5 separate regions of the Mus musculus genome follow, and all the other regions are linked to region 1. Evidence: chromatin loops called from intact Hi-C (ENCODE). Cell type or tissue: heart. All regions are shown on one strand.

The links. Hi-C counts contacts between places; a loop is a spot of excess contacts. Peaks named below come from ENCODE experiments on the same cell type or tissue, not always from the same donor. Only the 100,000 strongest peaks of a DNase experiment are listed, where the experiment ranks them.
Region 2: it touches region 1 in a loop (5-fold over the local background); 9 of 42 quality-filtered maps call a loop at or near these places.
Region 3: it touches region 1 in a loop (3-fold over the local background); 2 of 42 quality-filtered maps call a loop at or near these places.
Region 4: it touches region 1 in a loop (23-fold over the local background); 11 of 42 quality-filtered maps call a loop at or near these places.
Region 5: a loop joins it to region 1, with 2.7 times the contacts of the local background. A loop is called at or near these places in 9 of 42 quality-filtered maps.

What each region holds. Positions count from the first base shown.
Region 1 is chr13:71,103,421-71,108,420 of GRCm38, forward strand. It overlaps Gm40997 (a long non-coding RNA gene), which reads right to left and starts at 3,007. Exons shown (of 3, transcript XR_873655.1): 1 at 2,928-3,007. Mir466f-4 (microRNA 466f-4) reads left to right here and starts at 3,669; the gene lies at 3,669-3,789. In heart, a CTCF peak has its summit at 1,989 (motif pointing right); no DNase peak of the experiment used is centred here; H3K4me3 peaks cover 908 bases; H3K27me3 peaks cover 693 bases.
Region 2 is chr13:71,455,459-71,460,458 of GRCm38, forward strand. No RefSeq gene overlaps it. Among named protein-coding and RNA genes, the nearest start is that of 1700112M02Rik, 30 kb to the right of the region's middle. In heart, no CTCF peak of the experiment used is centred here; no DNase peak of the experiment used is centred here; H3K4me3 peaks cover 800 bases; H3K27ac peaks cover 375 bases; H3K27me3 peaks cover 809 bases.
Region 3 is chr13:72,637,966-72,642,965 of GRCm38, forward strand. No RefSeq gene overlaps it. Among named protein-coding and RNA genes, the nearest start is that of Irx2, 12 kb to the left of the region's middle. In heart, a CTCF peak has its summit at 2,366; no DNase peak of the experiment used is centred here; H3K4me3 peaks cover 2,091 bases; H3K27ac peaks cover 1,164 bases; H3K27me3 peaks cover 3,989 bases.
Region 4 is chr13:73,031,207-73,036,206 of GRCm38, forward strand. No RefSeq gene overlaps it. Among named protein-coding and RNA genes, the nearest start is that of Gm30049, 94 kb to the left of the region's middle. In heart, a CTCF peak has its summit at 2,064 (motif pointing left); no DNase peak of the experiment used is centred here; H3K27ac peaks cover 591 bases; H3K27me3 peaks cover 446 bases.
Region 5 is chr13:71,954,722-71,959,721 of GRCm38, forward strand. Irx1 (Iroquois homeobox 1) reads right to left here. Exons shown (of 4, transcript NM_010573.2): 2 at 4,529-5,000; 3 at 4,180-4,252; 4 at 3,511-3,952. The coding sequence ends at 3,895. Among named protein-coding and RNA genes, the nearest start is that of Irx1, 6.5 kb to the right of the region's middle. In heart, a CTCF peak has its summit at 1,899 (motif pointing right); no DNase peak of the experiment used is centred here; H3K4me3 peaks cover 3,034 bases; H3K27ac peaks cover 1,709 bases; H3K27me3 peaks cover 3,957 bases.

The sequences.
Region 1 (5,000 bases):
GAAAAATCAAGAGAGAGGACCCAATAAAGACACACCCCAAATTCAGTTATACCAAAAACAAAGATACCAAATTTTTATAGTGTAGAGTTTACCAAATTATAGGAGAAATCCAAGGAAATCATGAGATTTATCTAACAATGCCAACTGTAAAATGAAGAGCAGCAGAATGTACCAAGAAAAAGAAAATGAATTTTCTGTAACCAATTTAAGTGCCATATTTAGACATACATTATATATATATATATACATATATATATATATATGTATATATATGTGTGTGTGTGTGTGTGTGTGTACATACGCACACACACACACAATCTTAGGCTCTCTGTAATCTAATACTTCCTGTGAGAAAATGGAAGCCTTAGCAGCAGGTACCAGAGCTCATCTGACTAGGCTGCCAGAACAGTGTGGGAGATAGATGGCCGAGAGGGAAAGAGAGAGAGAGAGAGAGAGAGAGAGAGAGAGAGAGCGGTTCATGGGGGGAGTCAGGGATAGACTCTGAGACACTTTAAACTGTTATAAAATTATAGTAATAGTAGACTAGGATTGGCTCAGTACAATATTACCAATTACTTTTACTATTAAAATTGTTCAGACTTTAAACATGTATTCTTATGGAAAATATTAGAACACAGGAGAACATTTAATTAATAATTTGCCCTAATGTCTGAATTTCCCTATGGATGTATATACCTCTCTCTCTCTCTCTCTCTCTCTCTCTCTCTGTGTGTGTGTGTGTGTGTGTGTGTGTATGTATATATATATATATATACATATATATATATATAAATCTTGAATCTTTGTCATATATTAATATTATTAAATATATATTATACTTGTAGTGAAGAATCTATTGCCAGAGCAAAAGGTCCCTGAACTGTTCAAACATCTTGAAAACACTCGGGTTCTAGAACACAGAAATCATGATGGTGCTTTAGATATGATCTGTTCTAAATCCAGACAGTTTTATAAGCTGGGATGCTTTGCTTTCCTCTATGTGCATGTGTGAGAGAACGTATTCCCTCCAACTCCTAGAAGGTGTATGTTTGTCTTGTAGGATGTGGCAGAGTATGTTCATGCATAGGGCACATAAATATTAATATTGAGTTGAGAGAAGGCAGTGAAGGGGAGAGCACACCCCAGTGAGAAGCCTGCTCCGGCTCTAACCAGCTGTGTAATCGCCCAGAGATGCTCAGCTCCTGAGAGCTTCCGCTTTCTCAAGTGCAAAATTTGGAAATTAGGCTTAGGACTTTGCAAACTCCTTCTCCGGGTCACAGGCCACGGGTGCCTTGAAGTTAGATCCTTCACAGAGCAGTTGCACCACGCCGGGACAGCCTCCTCCCACCCTGCAGTTTAAATTGAGAGAGATCCCTGGATCTTTTCCTTCTGAGTCAGCTGGGAAGAGAGAAAAATAACGTGGAGAACCCTGTGGTTTCGGGAGGTAATTGTGACAATTTCACGGGCTGTTTGGGAGCAATCGTTTGGTTTCCCTGGTGCTTCAGAACATTTGGGGGCTTTCCTAACGTGCCTGCTTTCTTTTTCGTCCTCAGAGTGGCTCGATGCTCTAATACTCGAATTTAGAAGACAGATGAACAATGAAATAAGCGAGACGGCACTGCTTCCTTCATGAACTGTAAATGAGGAAAGAGTGAACGCTGTAATTGTGACTTGGGTTCCTCTGGATTACACTAGCTCCTCTTCCTCTCGTGATGTCCAGCTGCCCTGCAGCGCCTGGGAATTTACTTAAAACATGCATTCAAAATCTTTATTAAAATACATTCAGCAACACAAAATCAAACGGCTCATTTCTCTTCTTGCCTCTCCCCCCTACTGTAAAGCTAAATTGGACCGCGGCCAAGGTCTCTAAAAAGCACTGTGGCTTTTAGGGAAATCATTTTTCCTTTGTGAGCAGCGGGGAATTTCACAGACCCCTTTGCTGGCCTCAGCGAAGGGGAAACAGTGTCCGTGCTTCCGAAGGCGGACGCTAGGTGGCAGCCGAAGACAGCCTTTGCCCCGTTGGTGCACCGCAGCTGCCAGGGTGCGAGGCAAACATTCTTTAACAGTTGGAACCAATAAAAATCAGCTTTTCCTCTTAATTACTGCTAAGTGAATACCTTCTGATACAGCAGTCAGATGGCAAAGCTGATTACGGAGCAGGCAACTTGCGCTTGAGAGCTAGAAGTCTCTAGAGTGAAGTTCCCTTAAAACCCTTCTCATACCTGAACCGTGAACAGCATTGCTGAAGTCGGGGGAATCCCAACTTCAAAGACAGAACAGTGGATCTGACCTCCTGAGTAACCTCCTTAAACCTGAGATTTATTTAAGGGGAGTGGTAACAGGAAAAAATAAAATAAAATAAAATTAAAACAATCCAGATGCGCTGCAAGTCCTTCCTCTGGAGAACGTTGGCCTTAAGTTTTCTGTGTTTTTATTTTTCTTTGGGTAGGGTCGGTGGGGAGACAGGGGCCTTTTGTAGTCTTGGACTCTATATGAATTTGAGACAGTCTCTGCCACCTGAGACTTGTCCCTAAAACACAAACTAAAATGCGGATAGTGCCTTCCTCCTTATTAAACACATCACTCCAGGCAAAACCCAGGCAGCCCCAACAACACAGCTATTGTGCCAATGGGCAGAACCATGTCTCGAGCAGCGAGCAGGGGCATTTCCCCAGTATCGAGCAGTCCTCGTAGCTTCTGATAAATTATGCCCATCACTCAAAGGTAACAAAAAAAACCTTCATGCAGACGGGAGGGTCATGGAAATCTAAGGACAAATAAACACTTCAGGAAGGGTCTGGGGTAGACAGAGATCTCAACGGGACTTGAAAAATAAGTCTCAGTGAGCCCTTGTCTTCCCATTGCTGTAAAGAGACACCACGGCCAAGGCAACCCTTTTAAAGGACATTTAATTGGGGCTGGCTTACAGGTTTAGAGCTTCAGTCCATTATCATCGCAGCAGGAAGCATGGCAGCATCCAGAGAGGCATGGCGCTGGAGAAGGAACATACCTTATTCTGAAGGATGCTAGAAGACCAGTCTTCCAGGCAGCTAGGAGGAGTGACTCAAAGCCCACCCACACAGTGACACACTTCCTCCAACAAGGCCACGCCTGCTCCAACAAGGGCACATCTCCTAATAGTGCTACTCCTCGGGTCAAGCATACTCAAACCATCACAGGCCTCCTTAACAGAAAATGTGCAAAGTATGTCCTGTTCAATGCTAGGTTTTGATTGACATACATCCTCATTTCTGAGACTGGGCCTAATAAACAAACGTATGATCCAATCACATTACGTGCTAAGTCCTCTCCCTCAGCTCCTGATGTTTTCCAGGGGGAATGCAGGGTGTTTACAGCTACTGAAGTAGAGTTGCAACATCTTGTTACAACTAATTAAATAAGCATCCTGTTTCTCTAACTCCTGTTGCTCAGAGCCCTCATTTTGATATTTTATATCCATCCACGTTTGAACAGTAAATGCCCACCCATGTCCTCATGGCCAAGTGCAAGATTCTGTTTGCCAGTGCCCATGAAGCTGTGGTTAACATTGTGTGTGTGTAGGTGTGTCTGTCATCCTGTTTATCTGTGTGTGTGTATGTATCTCTGTATCTGTTCATCCATGTATGTGTGTATCTGTGTATGTGAGTGTATCTGTATGTGAGTGTGTGCATCTGCATCTGTGTGTCTACGTGTGTGTGCATGTGCATGTGTGTGTATCTGTATGTGAGTGTGTGCATGCATGTGTGTGCATCTATATCTGTGTGTCTACTTGTGTGTGAATGTGCATATGTGTATGTATGTGAGTGTGTGTTTCTGTATGTGAGTGTATGTGCATGTGTCGGCATGTGTATGTATATGGGTATATTTCTGTATGTTGTATGCACATGTGCATGTGTGTATCTGTGTATGTGCATGTATGTGTGCATGTGTGTATCCCTGTATGTGACTGTGTGTGTGCATGCGTGTGTGTGCATGTGATCGTGTGTGTGTGTGTGTGTGTGCGTGTGTGTGTGTGTGTGTGTGTGTGTGTGTGTGAGTGTCTCCATGTATTTGTAAATGGGTATAGGTCAGACCCTGGGTGTCTTCCTCTGTCTCTTTCTATTTGTTTTTATGAATTGGAGTCTCAGAGAACCTGCTCTTCACCCATATCAAGACTGGCTGACAGGAGGCCCCAGCATCGCTCCTCCCAGTACCACTCAGAGCTAATGTTACAGATGGGCCGCCATGCCTGACTTCTGAATGGTGCTGGAGATCACAACATTGGTCCTCAGACTCGAGGACACTCACTTTCCCAACTGAGCCATCGCCCCAGCCCCTGACTTGTAATTTTTACATCGCATTTTAATCTAGACCTATATCATAAAGTATCTGACACTTCCTTCTAGTTTTATATTTCATTGTTATATTGGGCCCCAGTGGGTCAATTTTCGCAAGTTCTTTCAGGTACAGTTTGAAGCTGTTTTATTGAACCCTGTTGTTGACAGATGAGCCTGACATGCCTACCCTGTCTTTGCTGCCCTATCAAAAATCAGCTGTAGGCGTGTGTGTCTGTGAATGCGTCTCTCATGAGCACACAGCGACTGTACAGAGCGAGAGGTTTCATTATAGCTTTCGCTCATGTGACACAAAGCGCTGTGGCACACCCACCCTCTTCTGGGTTTGTTTCTCGCACTCTCTTCCGCTTACACATTCACAGGGTTTTCCTCTCCTGCTTCACATCCGTTTGTTACTCCTGTTATGTGCACATGTGCACATACAAAAAGACAGAGAGCCTGTCTGTGATGACTGGCTTGTTTCACTTAGCGTTGCTATGATCTCCACCTTTAGACATTTTCCTGCAGACATCCTGACTGCATGCTACATGATTGAGTGAAACTCCACTGAGTCTTTTCTGTAGCCTCATCTGTTGATGGATGCCTGGATTGGCCGCATGAGTCAGCGATTGCCCATGCAGGTATGTGTGGTAGGCTGATCTTCACTCGTTGGCTGTATGCCCAGAA
Region 2 (5,000 bases), 350 kb after region 1:
ATAGCAGGATGGTCCCTGTGCACAGGACAGTTCTGGCCTCTTCTGGAATCTGACTTCAGAAGCTGAGACTCGCCGTGGAGAACATTCTGTGCCTTGTCCCCAGTTTGGATTTTGGGAGAACGATCACGAGATCCCATGCTCAGAGTTGGGCAGGATTATCCCAACATTTTCTGATGAAGAGATTTTGTTCTCTGGATCCTGTGGATAAGAACACTGGCGAGCTACCATGAAAAACCCTGTAGGCTGGATGGGGTCGTGGAATCCCTTCCCGAGAGAACACTTTATGAAATTGTGAATGAAGTACATATACCTTTTTCACCCACATCGATGCTCAGAACAAGGCTTTCCTCATTACCAGGAGATGCTGGACTCCAAAAGCTTCCTTTGCGCACCAGGACCTGATGGACTCAGCTAGCAGTCATTTTTTTCCTGACTTACAATCTCACACGTGCTCACAGGGGTCTTTGTCAGAATTCAGGACTTTCATTTCTGGATCCTTTCTGCAATTCATTTAGGATTATTTCACACAGCATATGTAATTTGTTTACACTGTCACATAAAACTCCAAGGATGAAAACACCAAATAGCATTTGCACTTATTCTATGATTGGTGAGGGTCGTGCTACTAGCTTTAGGCTGTTACTGATGCTGCAGAACTCTGTTCTGAACACAGGTTTACATAGAGCAGGGGCACGAACTGTGAGACCTTGAATGGGATAATTAGGTTCTATGAGCTTCTACCCACCACTAATATTTTCCAAAATGGTTACACCATTTTGGGGTAACAACTGAGGGTTTGTGGGCAGATATTCAGCCAAGTTATGTGACAGAAACACTGCTTATTTGTGTAGCGGCACAGCCTTTGGGACATTGCTTTGGGGTACATTTCCCTGAGACCTGTGAGGCCCTGTTCTTCACTTGTTGGCTGCCATACTGCACTGAGACTTCCTGTGAGCTATAGTTAGCTATGACCCTGACTTATTTTGAATCGGACATTCTTTGTTATTCTGCTGAGGGTAAAGAGTGATGTGATGAAGCCTTGTCAAGTCTTGTAGTCTCCTCAGTTTCCCTCTTGGCTTAGTCATGATATCCAATGAGAGGAGGTGTCTCTTTTTGCTTCCCTCTTCTAGCTGAAGAAGAGGAGGAAGAGACCAGTATGCTCTATTCTCTCCAAATGAAGTAGCAATTATTCCTATGAGCTGTGTAAAAAATGTTGAGATACTTTTAAGAAAAATCTTGAACTTGAACAAATAGTCTCTGCATCCAGAGCCTGTCCTTGCCTCTGCCTTACTTACACTGAAGTGGTCATGGCCTCTGAGTCTGATTCTGCAACTGTGTCTTTAAACACCCTTCGTACCTCCCTCAGATAACCTGTACTGCTGACAGAATCTGAGATGGGTGGCTTTTCTCATCATAGCATCTAGAATAGCCTCAATGTATACATGGCAGCACACACTCTTCCTGCAAGAGCTACAGAGGAAGTCAGAACCCTGGGTTTCTTTGCAGACCCTCTTCTCTTTTGCATCTCAGGTACGTATTTACCTACAGAAATCATAACAAAGGCATTGTTTGTCTCAAAAGAATGAGTGTATGGTGAGGGAAATGTAATGTTTGTTTGGATTTTTGCAGACTTTCAGCAGGTCCAAGAACCTGGGGGATTTTTTTTCTTCCTTCTTTTCTTTCCTTCTTCCTTTCTTTCTTTCTTTCTTTTTTTTTTAAAGAACTTCTCTGAGTTTAAAATAGAAAGTCACTTTTACAACTATGAAAAATAGGGTTCCCTGCCTACTAAGGAGCATGATTAAACCTCCTGCAGCTTCCATAAAACACTTTATTTAGCTGCTCTTTGCATTTTGAATGCCGTCATTCTTTAGGGGCATAATTTGTTTGTGGAAAATATATTTTTGCTTTATATTGGGTTTTATACATTGTTTTTTATAGACCTTTAATTGCACGAATTTCTGTACAAATTGGTCGGGGCCTCTGCATATAGTTCTCTCTCTCTCACTAGTTCTCTCTCTCTCTCTCTCTCTCTCTCTCTCTCTCTCTCTCTCTCTCTCTCATTGTTGTCCAGAATCTGTGAACAAACACCACATTTTATTACAAGTCATTCTTGGAACACATGAACTTCTTTTATAATCACACATCTATGAATCTGTATAGGCGGGGCCAGAGAGATGGCTCAGTAGTTAAACATGTCTACTGCTATTGTACAAGCAAGTCCTTCGGTACCCAGAATCCATGTTGAATGGCTCACAACATGGGATGCTGTGCTCCTGGGGCCACACTCTGGCCTCTGGTAAGTACTACCTGCTACAGACAGGAAGCTGTGGGGCAGCAGCTCCTCCCCTCTACAGTGCAAATGCAGGTCTCCACAGTTAGAAGCACTCTTGGCCAGTGCTATCCTGTAGGGAGGTAAGGGAAAGGCCAATTTTCACCCATGGCCTGAAGGGCAGGGGAAAGTGTGAACGTGTGGAGTGAAACACCCATGTCTGCCCTGCACGGTCACAAGAGGCCCATCTCGCCTTACTGCATTGCTCTGATTGGGGCACAGGTCCAGCTTAGATTAAAGGGTGACAAAGGTGCACAGAATTATGTGCTTCAAAGCCCAACAGAACGTGGAAAATCAGTTGGTTCTACTTTTAAATATCTTCCTGTGTCTCTTTGTTTGAGACTGGCTTGAACCTTCCCTCTTGGGACAGGACACTTAGCTGTGTTTTACACACACACACACACACACACACACACACACACACACACCTGCTTTAGCCTGGCTTGCTCAACACTAACAGATTGGTGTGGTAGCATCACGTCTGGCTTTGGGCTCAGAGGCTGGCAAGTTTCTGTTACAAGCATCCACACAGACCACACATTTCTTTGAAACAGCTTCTCCTTTTTGTCTTTCTTGACTGTGAGAACCTGATTTCCGGTTACAAGCCGGGCACAGCTTAGCTGTAGGGTAGTAGAGGCCAGGATCCTGCCTTGTTGGGAGAGCCAACAACCAAGACTTACCTGCTCTGTTTCAGGGACTGCCAGGCATCTGCAAATACTCCCAAAAAATTCTCTAGGAAGGCAGAGGGAGGAGGAGCGCCCGCGTCGGGGCCGCATTTGCGCATGTCGGCCTGTAGGGGGTGCAAGCGCTCCACTGCGGCCCTGCGGACGCCTGCGTGCAGGGTCAGACCCCACGCTGAATAGGCCTTTATCATGGAACAGAGCCGGCTTTCTAAGGATCCAGCCTTTAAGAAAGGGATCAAATCAGCATGCGTTTTGACAGTGTAAGCTGCAGTCTTCAACTCAAAGCCCTGAGCGAGAACTCAGAGAAGGAGGGAGCCCTTCCTCAACCGTGAAATACCGTCCAAATTCCCCAGCGCTGCATCTGCAGGATCATTCCAGTAGATTCCAAGAGCAGTGGCTCCCCAGCCACGCATTCACAAGCCGGCTGCTTTTTGCAAGTGGAGGAAACACAGCCAGAGGCTGCATCTTTGGAAAAGAGCTGCTTCAAGATCTCTGGGAATGTGGGATCGTCCTGTTTTTCATCGGGTCAGAGAGGGAGGGACTGGGTTTTTTTGAGTCCCTACTTAAAATGACTAAGCGAGTTCTCTATGGTGAGAACCCTTTAGAAGGTCCACTGTAAGTCTCCATCCTAGCAAGCCAGCTCAGAAGCTAGAAAGCCATTTTGGGGCCACACCCTGGTCTCCAGAGTGGACTCCCAGGATGCTGGGAGTCTGCAGGGGCAGAGTCCAGGTTCACCTAACGCAAGTGGTCAGTGGTGCGTGGCTGATACCCGCATAAGAGGCCGCTGGCCCGTGGGCCACCTCTGCTCCTCCTGGACCCTCCATTCAGACGCCATTACTCAGCACATTTGAAGAGCGGGTACTTGAATAAGAGCACTTAAGAAAATGAAGGAAGGCTTTATCTACTCTTGTCTCAAATAACCAGGCAGAGGGGATTACCGTTAGAGAGGACGGAACAAAAGCAGAAAAATCATTTGTGGTGATAGAAATGGGAACTTAAGCAAAGACTCTTAACGTATGCTTCTATCAGATCCTCAAATTAACTTTATTGTTAGGAAAGAAAGGAAAAAAAAACCCCACCATTTAAGAACAGCCTTTCCACAGGGAAGTCATGAGGTGGGGGGGTGGATGGGTGGGGGAGGGGGAGTGTGTGTGTGTGGGGGGGGGCACGCAGTCCAAGAGAACGTTTGGAAGCCACTGAGACTGGTACTTGAGACTGAGGGGTAACAGTTTCCCAGCACTAAAGGGGTGTGCTTTGAAGCTGTCTTAGCACTGGGGGATTTTCATGGAGATCATGTAAACATACTGCAAATTTTTATTTTCAGAGTTTTCCAGGTTGTAGTGCCAGAAAGACCTGCACAGCAGCACACTGCTAATACGGTTGCTAAGTGCGCCAGAGCACCTGGATGTTTTGGAAATGTAGATATCAAAGTAAAAGCAAAGACAAAGACGATGGCAAAGTGTAATGTTTTAGGTCGCCTGGTTCCCTTGCTTTCTTCTACTTACTGTAATCTTGTCCATTGGTTTCCGAACAGAGAGATGATTACAGAGGGAAAGCATGGCCTCCAGGATCCCTGTGTTCACAGGGGCTTCTGAGCTCTGATGGCCCGACCAAGGGCTCTCTGCCTACATGTCCACCTTCATAGGAAAATGACCCTGATATCCAGCCACGGACTGACACTGAGAGCCCCGCGCCCCACCACAGAACCTTCTTTATATTTCTCATAATCTACGGAGCATTGATCCTCTGGGGACTCCGTACATCATACTGACATTCTTTTCTCAAGCTAATGGTTTGTTTTATTATCTGAGAAGTGTCTCTGTTGAACTGTTATTTTAACCCCACTGTGACCGTGGAATTGCATTTCATCCAGAAGCCAGCAGAGGCAAAACCCCAGCGACCCGCTGGTTCAGGGTGGACACTGGAAGCACGCCCCAGAGAATGAAAAATAGGTTTGCATCTTCCTGCCAGACTTTCCTAATTCCACC
Region 3 (5,000 bases), 1.5 Mb after region 1:
CAGGCAGCATGTACACGCGGAGTGGATCTTCGAAGGACATGCCCAGGGGAGGAAACCCAGCTACACTAGCAAGCATATTTTATGAGGAGATAAATTGACAATTTATTGTGTGTAGCTCCTGATCAATTATTAATCGTTAGTGTCAACAACAGGGTTATAATTACCTTCGGTTATTTTTTTAAAAATATTTGCTTTTTCGTGGCTCTGATCTAGCGGTTAGTTAATGCTCTCCCGTAATGAGTTCCAGGAAGCATTGATCAGACCCTCATCCTCCCCTCCTCCCCTTCACTTCCCCTTCCCCTCCCCTCCTTTTTGGTGACCTTTAAAAGGAAACATATTCACTCTCTTGTTTCTCAGAAATTTACTCCTTGCCTCGGTTCTTTCCAGGGAGCACCTTTTATTTTTCTGCCATAAATAATGATTCTGGAGGAAAAGGGGAAAATGACAGACAAATAGGGCGCAGCTGGAATGAATAAGGCGGATCAAAGGATGTGGGGCTGGGCTGCCAAGGCCGTGCAGGTCTGAGCTCTCAGCGTGCCCGCCGCCCTGGTCTCAGCCCTGCAAGATCAAGGGCAAGTGACTGCATTCGGTTACCCGAACGCCGCTGGAGGAGATGGTCTGGCCTGAGGACATTTCCTTGGAGACCTTGCCCATTCTGCATACACTGGGCCTGCCGCTGCACTTTCGCTCTGCATGGGTGCAGGTTCTCGGTTCCCCACTCAACCAGAGAGAAGGGCGAGCTAGGAAGGGCTCCAAACCCGAACAGGAGTTCAATGATCAGATTAGGAGTGATGAATAGGGAGGCAGCAAGAATTGCGTCCGCAGTCTAGGCTCTGGACTTCTGCTGAGCTGCAGTGTCAAAGGACAGCGGGCGAGGTGGCTCGAGACCTATTTACCATCCTGCACTAGAGACCGCCCTGCACTGACCAGAACAGTCCCCAGCTAAAGGCCTGAGCTGGACTGGTCTGGTGCACCTATTTCTTTCTTCCCAGAGCTGGGGTTGCTCCTCGATCCCGGATGCTTCGTTCACTACAGGGATCCTGGTTTATGGGCGCCTTTTGAGTGTGTGAAGGGGTTGGGGCAGGGTGTTCTGAAGTGAGTTCTTATCCTGAAAATGATACCCAGGGTCTGTCCCAACCGCAGGTTTTGCCCTATCTACTACAGTCATTTTGTTACAAAGCTCTCCATCCACCCGCACCCACCCCTAGAATCGTCCCAGCCGAGAAGGAGTCTTTTGGCCAACTTCTCAGGCCCCTTTCTATTCTTCTATCTACTAGAACAGAGCCTTAGCCACGTGTGTCCTTAATTATCATATCGAGGTCCTGTAAGGCCACTGCCAGCGGAAGAGTTCCCAGAGCGAAAGCTGCCTGGTAGAGTCACCTCCGGACAGATTTTCAGAGCTTTGGGTGGAGTCAGGGTCGAGAGTACCCGGAAATGTCTGGGCTTGGAGGGAAAAGGTTCCCCGGACCCTCAGAATCAGCCTGCATGCCCTGCAGAATGGGGTCAGGCACCCACGGCCTGAGCAACACAGCCTGCCCTGGTGCCAGGACTCATGTTCTCCCGGGAAGACAGTTATAGTATAAAGCTTCGAAGGACGCCACAGCCACAGGATCCATCCGGCCGTGAGGCCCTATTCCTAGGGTACCCTGGCTCCCTCCACGGAGAACTCCTTCCCTTCCAGTCTTTCTGTTCTCCCTCCCAGGTCTCAGCCCTCAATCTCCTCATCCCCGGGAAGCAGCCAACCGGCCCAGTGTGTCGGGATCGCGCTGCTGAGGGTGCTGTGCTGCTGAGCTCTGGGCAAAAGCTGCGCAAATCGAAAGCGACTCTGGTTCAGAGCGATCCCGAGCCAAGAAACGGCGCTCAGCTCCCACAAGTCCACAGCTGCGTCCTCGCTGGTTGGAACAGGTTCCAGCAGACACCCCGACTCTCTTGGCATTTCTTCGATTCCTTCCTAACACAGGTCCCCTGTCCGCTGTGCACAGAACTAGATCTTCCCATACTCTATGGGGACTCAGCGCTGCTCGATGCGCCGAAGGGTGGGGCTTGGGGTAGAGCAGCCGCGTACTGGAGTCCAAGGCAGGGAATCATAACTGGGAGGGAACCAGTGGGGCCCCACATACGCCTCTGGCCCTCAGGACGCACCCTCCACACTCTACACTCCAAGATCTTAGAGAGGGCAGGAGTGCGCAACTAGTAGTCTGCTCCATTGCCTGCCTGCAGGCAAGAGTCTGAGAAATGTTTAGAATGCAAAGAAATAGGGGAGCCGGTGGCCCCGTGCTGAGATTTAGTCGCCCAGAAATACTCAGCACTGTTCTCTTGCTCCTCCTTAGGAACCCAGTAGGAGGCTTCCCTGCAAAGGGTATTGGTCGAGATGGGGGCGCCAGAGAGCAATTCAGGTATTCAGGTGCCTTCCAGCTATTCTAACTGGGAGTTCTGAGCCCCTGTGTTTACCTTTCCTTAGTAGAAGCCTTTCTTTGGGGACCTGATAGTGACTAGCTCAGTTTCCAGAGACTTCAGAAACTGTGTATCAGCACCCCCCCCCCCGCGCGCGCGCCCAAGGGTGGGGAGAGGGTCCTCAGGACTTACTGGAATTACAGAAATATAGCCAGAAGACCTCGGTGTGTATGTGTGCCAGACACTGGGGTGGAGGTTAGAGCTAGACAGCAGAAAGCTGTATTTATAGTCTTTCTTGAGTAGACTCATTGGACAGTCTGGGGGAGGGAGTGGTGCCTGCCATGGGGCTTTCCCTTAATCCTCCCCCATAGCCAGGGAAACTGCTCCCTGGAGGTCCTCACAGCCCCCACTGGGGTAGTGGACTGCCCTGCTGCTGCTGCCCCAGCCCACCCCCACATCAGGGAGACCAAGCCGGACAGCTTAGCCATAGCCTCTGTAGAGGTGGGTGGCAGAGCTGGCTCCTTTTGGCCTCCAGAGTGACATTAGTTTGTTTAAATAAGAGTGGGTGGCAGGTCTTGGTTTCTTCTCCCTGGCTCTCACACAGTGGAAAAGCAATTTGTTTTATAATGATTATATGATACTCAACCCCTCAACTAAAGTGCCCTCCCTGATAATGGGCCCAGACATAAACAGGAGGAACCAAGGCCCATCCAGCTCCTCAAGGCTCTGCTAAGGGACGGAAGTGGAAGTAGGGAAGAAGGGTTATTTTACAGTTTCTTGCTATTTCTGTGTGGCTAGCTGTGAAGGAAGGAGTTAGGTAAGGCAGTGCTGTGGGTAGACAGACATTGTCAGGGCAAAGACCCTCTAATGAGGTATAGAATCAAATCTGTTCTCCTAACTTCAGCACCTTTAAGCAGATTCGTATACTGAAGCTTTAATTACACAGCCCTGCTTTCTCTCTTTCACACACTATTAAGACCAGGCACAACACACTGCACTCCATTATCTGGTAAGTAGATGGCCCCCCTGTGGCCAGTCACCCTTAGTCTGGATGTTGTTCATTGAAGTTGGGAACCCCATGTTAAGAACCTACCAGGGTAGAGAAGTTTAGTAGCCCTAAATTACCTTAGGTGTTGAGGGAACTTTTGAAGAGCTGGCGGCAACTGCTAGCTCCTGCAGTCAGTCCTGGAGTGTGTTTGACTTGAGACTGAGCCTGAATATCTCCTTATACCAAGAGGGTGTCTCTTTTGCACAGTCCATGACCCTGTGTTTTGACATTGCCCTGTAGAACTACAAGAGAGGTCCTCTGAGGTTGGGGCACTGCTGAGCAGGACCTTGCAAGGGAGGCTAGCACTCAAGACTTCTGACCACAGCCTCTCTTTTCCCAGTTCGGTTCCTGCAGGTGCTCCGCTGGTCACACCAGTGGGCACCCAGGGGCATTTGTCATGCTCACTGGTCTGCTTCTCCTCCCCGTGAAATTCAAGGTGGCCATCAATACAGCTCAGTAGGGTGCTTGCCTAGTGTGCGTGAAGCCATGGATTCCCGGCACTCATTCAAACAGAGCACGAGAGTGCATGCCTGTAATGCCACCACTCAGGCGGTTCAAGGCCATCCTCGGCCACATAGCAAGTTAGAGGGTAGCCTGGGCTACATGAGCTTTTATCTCAAACACAAAACAAAGTAAAGGAACAGTCATCAGGATCACACTGGAAGGGAGCTCTCAGGGCTACAGAGAGCCTCTCAGTCCAGGTCGATTGGTTCTTGGGGTTCCCTAACTTGCACAGTGAGTTGTCTCCCTGCCTACCCTGGTCCACAGATATTACTAAGATTGCCCAACAACCAGTGATGCCCATGAGGACAGGAAAAATGCGGCTCAGACTATGCATAAGTTGAGGTCAGACTTTTAGGGAGTGGGCTTGGGTAATTCAGCATAGCATGCTTTGTCCTGAACCTTTGGAAATGTTTCTGGTAATGAAGCCAGGAGTCATGGAGCTGTCCCAGAAGATGGGCTCCTTGGTCACTTGTTTGGTGGGGCCATCTAATGAAGTCATTGTGCTTGCATGTGTGATCAAAGGAAGAAAGCAAAATCCCTGACTTACATACTGTAGCCATCTTGTCTGCTCTTCCTTTTTCTCTTTTCCTTTTTTTTTCCTTTACTTATTTCTTCTCTTTTGAGGTGGATAAGAACTTGGGAGATCTCATTATGTAACCCTTAGCAAGCCTAGAACTCTCTCTATAGACCAGGGTGACCTTGAACCATAGCAATCCACTTGCCTCTCTGCCTTTTGAGTGCTGGGATTAGACATGTGCTACCTTGCCCTGTCTGCTTTTGGTTTCATTACAATGTACTTACACTTCTAACTTGGCACTAATCAAGTGTTTTGACATAATTCATGTTTTGTTTGCAAGAGTGCTCTAAAATAAATGGAATCATATTCAAGATCTTTCAGATACATTTTCCTTTATAATAGGGCTGGCAAGATATCTCAGTAGGTAAAATCCACTTCCAGCAGAGGGGCAAAAGAGTTGAGGAAAGAGCATATGTTTAGGATACCTGGGTTCAGATCTCAGTCTGGCAGCCTCCAGACAGAAGTTGAACTGTCATT
Region 4 (5,000 bases), 1.9 Mb after region 1:
GTGGACAGAGTACCCTGGTTCTAACAGTGAGTGTGTGTGAACCATGTCTGCTTCTTCCTACAGGTGCACAGGTCACAGGCTTTTGGCAAGAGTATGTATGCTCCCCTCAAATAAAGACCCTGGAGAGATTGCCATGGATCCCTGAAGCTCTCGCCAACACTAAGCCACTCAGGCAGGGCACACTAATACTTGCTCACACCCGTGTCCTTTGCCATGCAGAAGGTGTGCTGTGCATGACCTATCAATTACTGATAAGAACATCCACTAATGATGTCAACTGACTTGAGAGCCCTGGCTCTATGCCCAGGGTAGCAGCTCGGTGTCAGAACTTTTCTAGGTTGCCAGGCTATAGGTGCTATTCCCTGAACTGCAAATAAAATATAAGACCAAACATGAAATAAAATACAAAATCCAGTGACTAAGAATTAGAGCTGGGAGATAACCCTGCTAGTTAAGTACTTACTTGGCAAACACGAGGAGCAGAGTCTAAATCTCAGAATCTCTGAGTGTCAGAGTCTGGTAAAAAAGGCTGGCATAGTTGCACTGAAGATAAGTGCATGGAATCTGGGTGGAAGGAGGCAGAGGCTAGTCAGGCCCCTCGGATACAGCCAAGCTGCCTCCCTAAGATGTGGGGCTGGCGATGAGTCCTCAGGTAAACTGTGCTGGAGCTCTCAAGTCACCCCTGTGACCATCACAAGACAGTAACAACAGAGACTGTCTGACCAGGGTACCCAGGCCAACAGCAGTAGGAGAACCTTGCAGAGTCTCCTGCCCATCTGTGCTTCACTTGTGCCCTCACCTGTTCTCCTTAGTTTTGCTTCTGAAATACCTGCCCCATCAAGCAGCTGCTTCCTCAAGACAATAAGCCAGTTTTGGTGTCAGACCCCAAGCCCCAGGGGAGCTCAGCCCACTCCACTTCTTGGTCCCAGAGTCTACTCTGAGTCTGGGAAAGTAACAGACTATCTCTTACAAAACCATCAGTGAGTCCTGTGTTAAGTCACAAAGGAATAGGCTGCCACCAAGAAGGAAGCCCGGTGCCAGTCTAACAGAACAAAATGTATGACTTCCAGAATGTCACTGCCCCACATCAGAGGCCAGGTATTTCTGTAAGATTGCTGGCGTGTTTTGAATTTTGAGCTGGACATGGCTGGGAAAGGGGGAGCATCTAAATGCCCCCATATCGTCAAATCTCCTAATAGCTAAGAAAATCTGCTTGTTTAGCCTTGAAAATGAAATGCTCTACCAACTATGGTGGTACACACCTTTGATCCCAGAACTTTTAAGGCAGAGGCAGGCAGATCTCTGCATGTCTCAGCCTGGCCTACATCATATATTCCAATCTAGCTAGGGTTACATAAGGCCCAGTCAAAAGAAAGAAAGAAAGAGAGAGAGGGAGGGAGGGAGGGAGGGAGGCAGGGAGGAAGGAAGGAAGGAAGGAAGGAAGGAAGGAAGGAAGGAAGGAAGGAAGGAAGGAAGAAGAGTTTTGATCACAATGAAACGAAACAAGGCCACAGGGTAAACTACTGCATGCATTCAGCTCTGCGAAGTATGAAAGATTACATAGGCTCCATACATGCACAAGTATTTTAATTAAAATATTTACCAAACCTTTACTTACAATATCAATTTATTAATTATAGTAAGGGGGGAACTTTCTTTAAAAAAAAATTAGTCCTCTTCTTTCAAAGGGACCCAGAATGAAGAGGGCTGCTGACAGGAGACAGGATCTGAGTGCTTTACAGAGAAGGAGGAAAGTTTGCATGCACAACCAATGCTGTTTACTCCCCTCAGCCTCCAGTTGCACTATTGCCCCCTCTGAGGCTTTCCTGAGAATTCCAGTCTCTCTATGCTCGGGAAGGCTGTGGCCTCAACCTCCCTGAAAGCAGACTGCAATCATCCTTCTGCAATGGCCCCTGGCTGTCCTCCCTTCACTTCTTGGGAAGCAGAGCAAGGAAGGTTTCTGTCCTTCCCAGTGCAGCCAGCCAGTGACCAGAGTGTGGGTTCCTGAGAAGATGGTGGCAGGCTCCAGGAGGATGTGTGAGGCAGAGCCACCTGCTGGCCGGGCTGGACACTGCAGCCATCTCTGGTGCTCAAGACCAAAGGTTTGGCATCTGGAATTTGCTCCTGGTCTGGGGTGATATACATGCACACACGGGTATGAAGCTGTGCAGGTGAGTTCCAGAGATAGCCCTGCCAGTTCAACTCTGCAGCCTGTCCTCTGGAGCCAGCACACCAGCCCCAGGTAGAATCCACTTAGAAGGGAAGAAGCCATCATGAGGAACTGGTGACCAACTGTGGTTGTGTTAATGAGTTAGCAGAGCACCTAGAATGAGCTGAAAGGCTTTCATATCATTCTGCAAATGCAAACCTTCCTTACATCCTGAACCCTTAGTTTTGGAAAAAACAAGATGCAAGTTGGGTAGCAGGGCTGGAGTCTACCCAGGTGTGGAGGAAGGTGGTCTGCTCCAAATCTTCCTCATTCACTCCATCCTGAATCACACAGCAGGATATGGTCTGCTTTGGACACCCTTGCTGACTTGCCCCTATCAGTCAGCAGCCCCCAGAAACAAATGCACCTGGGACTCTACTAGGGTGACTCAAATATATGTCATTGTGTCTCCTGAGACTCTACTAGGGTGACACAAATATGTGTCATTGTGTCTGTCCCCTGAGCTCATGAATTCCTTGTGTGAGTGGCACTTAGCTCATCTTAAAATGTGGCACAGAGATTGGATTCAAGAACCCAGTGGTAGCAATGGTTCTTCCTGTCGAATTACCAATGGCAAGATTACCCAGGCATGATCCAGACGTGAGTCTCTGGGGAAAACCCGGCAGCAGCTATACCTTTTCTCTGAAGACATCCACAGGGGACCTCTTTGGCCCTGGGTCCAGGAGGCTCCCAGGTGACAGGTGGCTTCTAGCTAAATGATCTACTCTGCTGTTAAGTGGTGGTCAGCCTGTGTGTTTCGAAAGGGACAGGGGTGGGGATGTCCACAGACTTCAAAATGATCCTGCTGGCAGGTTCCCTGCAGCCAGTGGCCTCTAGGGTATAAGTTTATACTGCAGTACTGGGCTTTTTAGGTCCCTGGAGTGAGGACTCACCCATCTTTTCAGCTGCTAACACCCGGGCTGCCACCTTGAGTCCAGCCTTTGGAATGTGCTCTTAGATAACATTAAGCAATGGTTCCCAAGGAAAACTAACAACAGAACAACTCACCGCCCCACAGAGGTGCTGAGTGGTGAAAGGAGTGCAGTCCCTAGCCCCTGAATAGACTTGTTAAGTAGCATGGCTGATGGATGCTGCGTGGGAGGGAGGCCAGGCCAGCTGAGCTGAACAGGATGGGCCTTCCACAAGGTGGACTGAGAGCCAAGCTCGGGCCCCCTCCGGTATTTTTCTCCATTTCTGCCATGCAAAGATAATCAGGTTTATGTAAAGTATGTGTGCTCTTTTGACAGCCCTGTCCCTCATTAATTCAATCACCCCCATCCCCATTGTTCCCCGAGTGTTTGAAATGCGGATGGGGACCCGCTCCTCTAATCCTGTCAATCACTGTTAGCATTTTCCCGCAGTTGCCATGGCTGGGGCCAAAGTTCATGAAAACACAGAATGAGAGCCAACAAAACAAGAATAAAGACTTATTTGAGGTACTCTTTTTAAAGGACATCGACCATGCACAAAACATGGGAAGTGAATGTAGACAAGTTTGGACACTCTGTTCCTAGAGAGGAAAGAGGGCAGAAACAGAATTTGAAAATCAAATAGGCCCATGAAAACTTGACCCAAGAGTCTCTGGGAAAAACCCGGTGAATTGCTCCCTCGTAGAACAATGTTCTTTCTTTCGTGTGTTCTTCACGGGGACAATGGTTCATATATTATAACACATGCCACCGGGGTCTTTACACTGTTGTAAGCCAGCTCAGTCCCCCGAATGCTGATAGCGGACAACAGGAGATTGTGTGCCTGTAATGCGCTCTTTCTCTGGCCCCACTAAAAACAAGGACTGGGAAAATTATTCATGCATAGAGGCTCGACAAAGCAAGATGGAGATTTGAAATGTCACACAGCGAGATCATGTGACAACCTCAAAAAAAAAAAAAAGAAGAAGAAGAAGAAGAAGGACAACATGCATTCACCCAGAGACATTGTTAAATTCCCATTTCATCCACATCAACGTTCTGGCAGCCAAGTGGCTGCCTCCTCTTGGGGCCTGTCTGGGGGACTGACTAGGGGTGGAGTAAAGCCCTGGTGGAAATAGCCAGTGTTTCTGCTCCCCAAGATGTTTGATACCCAAGTCTGTGCCCCATAGCCCTTGGCACCCTCTGTGGGACATCACTGCCTCCAGTCTAGATGCCTGGTGTCACTAAAGAACAGACACTGTGTCCCTCCCAACCACTGCCACCTCAGTGCCTTCAAACTCCTGGGGCTGCGTCCCTCCTCTCTTCTTAGCCACTCTGGCTCCTCTCTGTCCCTCTGTGACTGTGTACATGTGGCCTTCCTATCCCTGTCCATTATTACTGTCACCCCCATGTGCTCTTTGGCTTCTCCTAGACCCCAAAACCTCCCAGAAGGAAATCTGTGGGACAGGGTGAAGGGCTCCTCCTGTTTCAACTCTTGGCTTGCAGCTCAAAAGCATCTCCTGCCAAAAGGCAGAGTAGCCACAGAACCTAAACTCAGTAACAATGCACACAGTTGCCAATGTCCAGGGACCTTGTGTAGGAGATAGTCTATGTGCCTATATAATCCCATTTTAAGCAGTGCTGAGGTTGGAACAAAGTCCTCTGATCTGCTAATCTCTCGCCCTGCTCACCGAGCTACATGTGCACAGTCCTCAGCCTCTGCACGAGCAAAAGCTCAACTCCACAGACACCCAGCCCAAGCCAGCCGTCAGGTCCTGCCTCTCTGATCATTTCGTTTGTGACCTTCTCTTACATGTCAAGGCAATGGCAGTGAGTATTGATTTGGATCCAGACATGGCATGTAGAGATGTGATCCTTGGATA
Region 5 (5,000 bases), 850 kb after region 1:
AAGTATTGTCAAATGACCAGTCAGTTTGGGAACACATTTCCTGTTCTATACTCCTCTAAACTCCCAAGCCAGTATCCACAAGCCCCCCCCCCCTCCCCCACATCCGCCTTGGAAGGCTCACCCCTTTCTGGTGGGAAAACACCCTCTATAAGATGGAAGCACCCCTGGGGTCTCTGCTCCTTCAGGAGAGGGGAAAGACTGATCAGGGTTCACAGAGCTCCCCCTCAGGTGAGGTTTGGAGGGTTTGTGAGATGGACTAGAAGCCAGATCCAAGACACCCCCCAGGTGCTGTGTCTGGCCCTGTCCTCCCTCTTTTTCTCTCTCCTTCCTCATTCTCTGCCTAAGTCTGAACCAAAGGACAACTGGAGCTCAGCAGGGCGTGATTCATCGGTGGCGCCCTTCTGAGCCAAGACCCGTATTACATTAATCAGTTTCACACCACTATAATGGAGATATGAATATGAATTCTCCATATTGCAGGGAGATAAATGTGCTTTTATATAATGGATCAAGAAAAGGGGGCTGGATGGGGAAGCAGGGTGACTGGGTAAGTTCCATCAGGTCAGCCAAGGGGAGCGATGTGATGCTCACCCCACAGGAGATGTGCTGGGCACTGAAGCATGGGGCCCTAGACTAGAGTCGTTTCTCACCCTTCCATGTCCTTTGTAAACTTCCAAAGAAGCTCAGAGAGAGACAGTCTGGGCAGGATACTGAATGTCCTTCTCAAAGGGAGGAAGGGTATTCTATGCAGAGGCCACCAGTTCTATGTGGAGTCCCATCCCCACACCCAGCTCCCCCCTTCCGATCTCAGAGTTGTCCCCACACTGGGGATGACACCTGGGACAAGGTGTTGCTAGAAGTGCCCTGCACAGGCAAAAACTTCCCAAGGAACATTTGTGGCTCTCATGGTAGATGTCGGTATCTCTAAGTTCTCTGAGACCATGTTTTGTTTTGTTTTGTTTTCAAAAGGTTAAGTTCCCAGCACCCAGGGCCCATCAGGGCACAACAATATATTTGTACACGTGTAGCAGCTGTAGAGGAAGATGTGAACAAACAATGCAAAACAATGCTTTGGGGCTTGATTAAAAAAAATTTTTTTTTTAACTTTTCACTGAAGAAAAGCAGTTCTGACAGAGATCTGACCTGTGTACTGTCATGGCTGATTCTCAGGAGAAGGACTCCTCCGGCTGCCCAGTTCTACCTTCTAGACTACTAGACTCCTATATTACTGGGATTCTGTCAGTGAGGCACAAGCTAGTTCAATGGCTGCACATGCTGGCAGAGCACCTCAAATGTATTTTGCAAGGGACAAAAGGAGACAGAAGGGAGGTACTTGGGCAATGACTAGATTCAGAGATGTGAAAAGAAGACCTTACCTGCCTGAGCTGAAGGAGTCCACCAGAGTTCAGCTGCAGCTTCCCACAGTCACCCAGAACAAATCTCCCAGCAGACATTTTGAAGGTCTGAGTAGCGTGCCAGCATGCCTGGCTATCCCATTCCTCATTTCAGATACAAGGCATGGTTGGTTAGGTTTCTTCAGAGATGCTGTTTCATCAGGGAACCCACTCCAGAGCCTCTGGGTTGAGGGTCCAGAGACAGGAGGCTCCACACAACTTCAACAAGGGTGTTGTAAAAGGGTACTTTTGACTTAGCAAACTTCATCAGGACAGAGAAAGCACAGCTTACAGTCCAGAGCCCACTTTTGCCTCCAAATGCCAGTGGCCTGGCAGGCCCCCAGACACACACCGCACACATGCTCACACACATGATTGATCCCAGGAACAAGCACTAAGCCTTGTCACTACAAATCCATGCTTTTGCCTAGGGAGTCCCAAAGCCTAACTGTCCCAGAGTTTCAAGGAGCCCCAGAAACATCACCAGCAGGGGTCAAGGTCCCATTCTGCTTTCGGACCATAGAGGGCGCTTCGAGCATGTCCATTCAGACCTCGGAGCTCCCACCAGCTTAGCAGAGGGCGTCTATGGGACCCAAGTCTACCTAGCTGGACTGCCCAACTCCTTAGCTGCTTTGCGAACTGACTCGTGACCCCACGTGTGGTACACTTTCTTGCCTTGGCAGCATCTGCGAATCTCTCTCTCTCTCTCACTCTCTCTCTCCAGTCTGGAGGTTCAGAAATCCAATCCTTACTCAACCTGAGACAAGAGTGGGAAGAATTGAGAAGAGGGAGCATGCCCTGAGTGCAGTGTGGCCCCAGCAGTGCACGGGGTGCCTGCTGGTCCTTGATGCTAGCAAGTAGCGGTGGTCAAAGGCACATGGTCTTCCCCTGGGTGTGCAGGGGGGCGCGCGCGCACACACACACACACACACACTCCACACACCAACACCATGACTCTTATGGGCAGCCCGGGGAGAGAGCAAGTTTCCTGGCAGCTGGGAAGAGCGGAGCCTAAACTGGGGAGAGACTGCCCAACTTTGTCCCCATTTAGCTTGTTTTCCCCACAGTTTACATCGTCTTAGGAAGTTTTACTATTTGCTTGCGCAGTCCTCATGAATCCCAATCCGGTAGCCATCATAGTCCTAAAAGTCCTGGCTCTGGTTTGGCGGAGTCTTCCGCTCTGCTGAAAAGTGCGCAGGCGACTGGCTGGTAAGCCGCAAAGGAGTGGTGGGACTCCTAACTCTCCACTGTGGTTTTCAAAACTGCTTGCTGGCCGGTGCGGTACCGAGCTATCGCCTTCCCTCATTGTTGCTACAGTGCTCCTCAGCCTTCTCCGGCAAGACTGAGGGACTATTAGTTCAGGCTTCTTCAGCTGATGTACGCACAGTCGCAGATCGTCCTACCCGGGTTTAAAGATGCGCCCTAGGCAACCCCTTCACTACAATCACCACTCACTCCCCACCCCGTAGCGCACCTTTTCTCTGAAGCCACTTCTGAATCTTGAATCGCAAACCCAGGGAACCCCGGAACTCGGAACCAAACCCTATGTCGCTCATCTATATGAGAATATTTTTTAAAGAACCTTCCGTTTTCTCCTCTTTACACTTAAACAACTGACTAAGCACACTGTGAGCAATATTTCATACTCCATTACGTCCACGCTCTGACTAGAAAACGACCCTCCTCTAAAACGCATCGCTCACACAACTAGTGAGTAATTGATTTCGAGCCCGAAGTTCCCCTTTGGGAGTGTGATTGAAAATTCTCTTCATTTCCCCCCATTTTGATCCACTTTAAAACATCGGTTTTGTAAACTGTCTAAAATTGAACGCATTTATGTACTTAAAAAGGCTGCTCCAGATAAACGCTTGTCTAAGCGTGGCAAAGATTTACACTGCCAACAAGAAGCTGGCCTAGGAGCAAAACGAACAAATTCAACCACTACCATCACGGACTGTGCGCCTGACACTCGGTGGAAACACTGTTCCAAGACCCTTCTCCCAAAAGAGTCTGGCGAAACCATAGCCCCTGAACTGTGCCCAGGATTTCAAGATCGCAAACATCATGGCCTCCCCCAAAACGCAGGAGGACAGGGACAAACAGCTGTAGCCGCGTGGACATCGTTTCATTTAGTTTATTAGACAAAAATATATGATTTAAACAAGTTCGCTGACGCGCTATTTACAATCTGAAATCACGCTATATACAGAAAGGGGAAAAAAGAAACAAAGAAGACACAAACACAGAAGTGGGAGGGGGGCATTTACCGAATCGGATAATCAATCCGAGCGGCAGGCTGAGCCTTACTCCCCCCTTCCCAAGCGCTTAGGCAGGATGAGCCCCTTTCTGCAGAGAGCGATGTGTGAGAATCACTGACGCTGCCGTCACGTTTGTCCTTTACACAAGTCTCAAATATTTGTCTTAATTCTTCCCTCGTCTCCTCCCCCCCAACCCCTCCCCCTCCCCTCCCCCCGCAAAAGTAAAAGATGACCCCCCTTAATCAGGCAGACGGGAGGGCTGCGAGGATCCGAGGCGTTCCCTCCTGCGGGGCCAGCGAGCTGTATGAGAAACAGCAAGAAGACACCAGCAATGAGTAAACAGATCCAGCGCCACCGAGCCCCAGCCTCTTCGGGCAGAGCCCGGGCTAGAGCTAGACCGCCTCCCAACAGTCTCCCTGCTCCAGAGAACTGGAGCAAGCTAGGCGGGTAGTGCTCTCCAATTAGGACTTTAGGACCCTCACCGCTACTTCCATCCCGCCCCAGGGCAAAAGCTAAAAAGCACTCACTTGTCGCGCACCGGCTGGAAGGGCGACTTTAACTGTTGTGGGGGCGAATCCGGTCTGGTGACTAGGTCTCTCTCTGCAAGGAAAGAGATTTGCAAGATTAGGAAAAGGGTTAGGTAGTGGGGTGTTCAGGTTGGAAGGGTTTCTATGCCCAGATTCATATTTCCTGTGACCAATGTCTACCCTTATACCTCCGTGGAACAAGCCCTTGGATACAGCTCAGTGCCTCGGTGAGACCTAGGCCTAGCTACTACATTAAGCCTCCCCTACCCACCACCACTATCACTCACTCATCTCTAGGTCTCTGTATGTCCCAGACCAAATAAGTAGATGCGACCTTTTGGCTCGGTACCTGGAAGTGCAGGACTGCTGCGTGCGGAGGCCTTCTCACCATGGAGCACCCCGGTGGCAACCTGGACTGGCGGCTGTGGAGGTGGTGGTGCTGTCAGGTGTGGGCCGTGAGGTGCTGCATGCGGCGCGCTGACGCCCAGGAAAGATCGCATGTTCAGCAGCGAGCCCTGTGCTAGGAACGCGCCGTTGGTCCAGTTGGAAAACTTGCCTATGTGACAGGTGTACAGTCCGTGGCTGGGTAGAAAGGCCGGGTGTTGCAGGGGTGAGCCGCTGGGCGGCCCGTGTGCGCTGGCGTGGCTTGAGGGTGGCGGTGGAGACGCCTTAGGCGCACCATCGGGGCTAGTGGCTGTCTCAGCCAGAGACCAGATCTTGGGCTTGCTGTGCGGCGCGCCCTGCAGGCCGACCGCCGCGGCGCCAGGACTCAGCAGGCGTGTGCTGCCGGGCTCTGAGACCTCCTTAACCAGGCCCAAGGG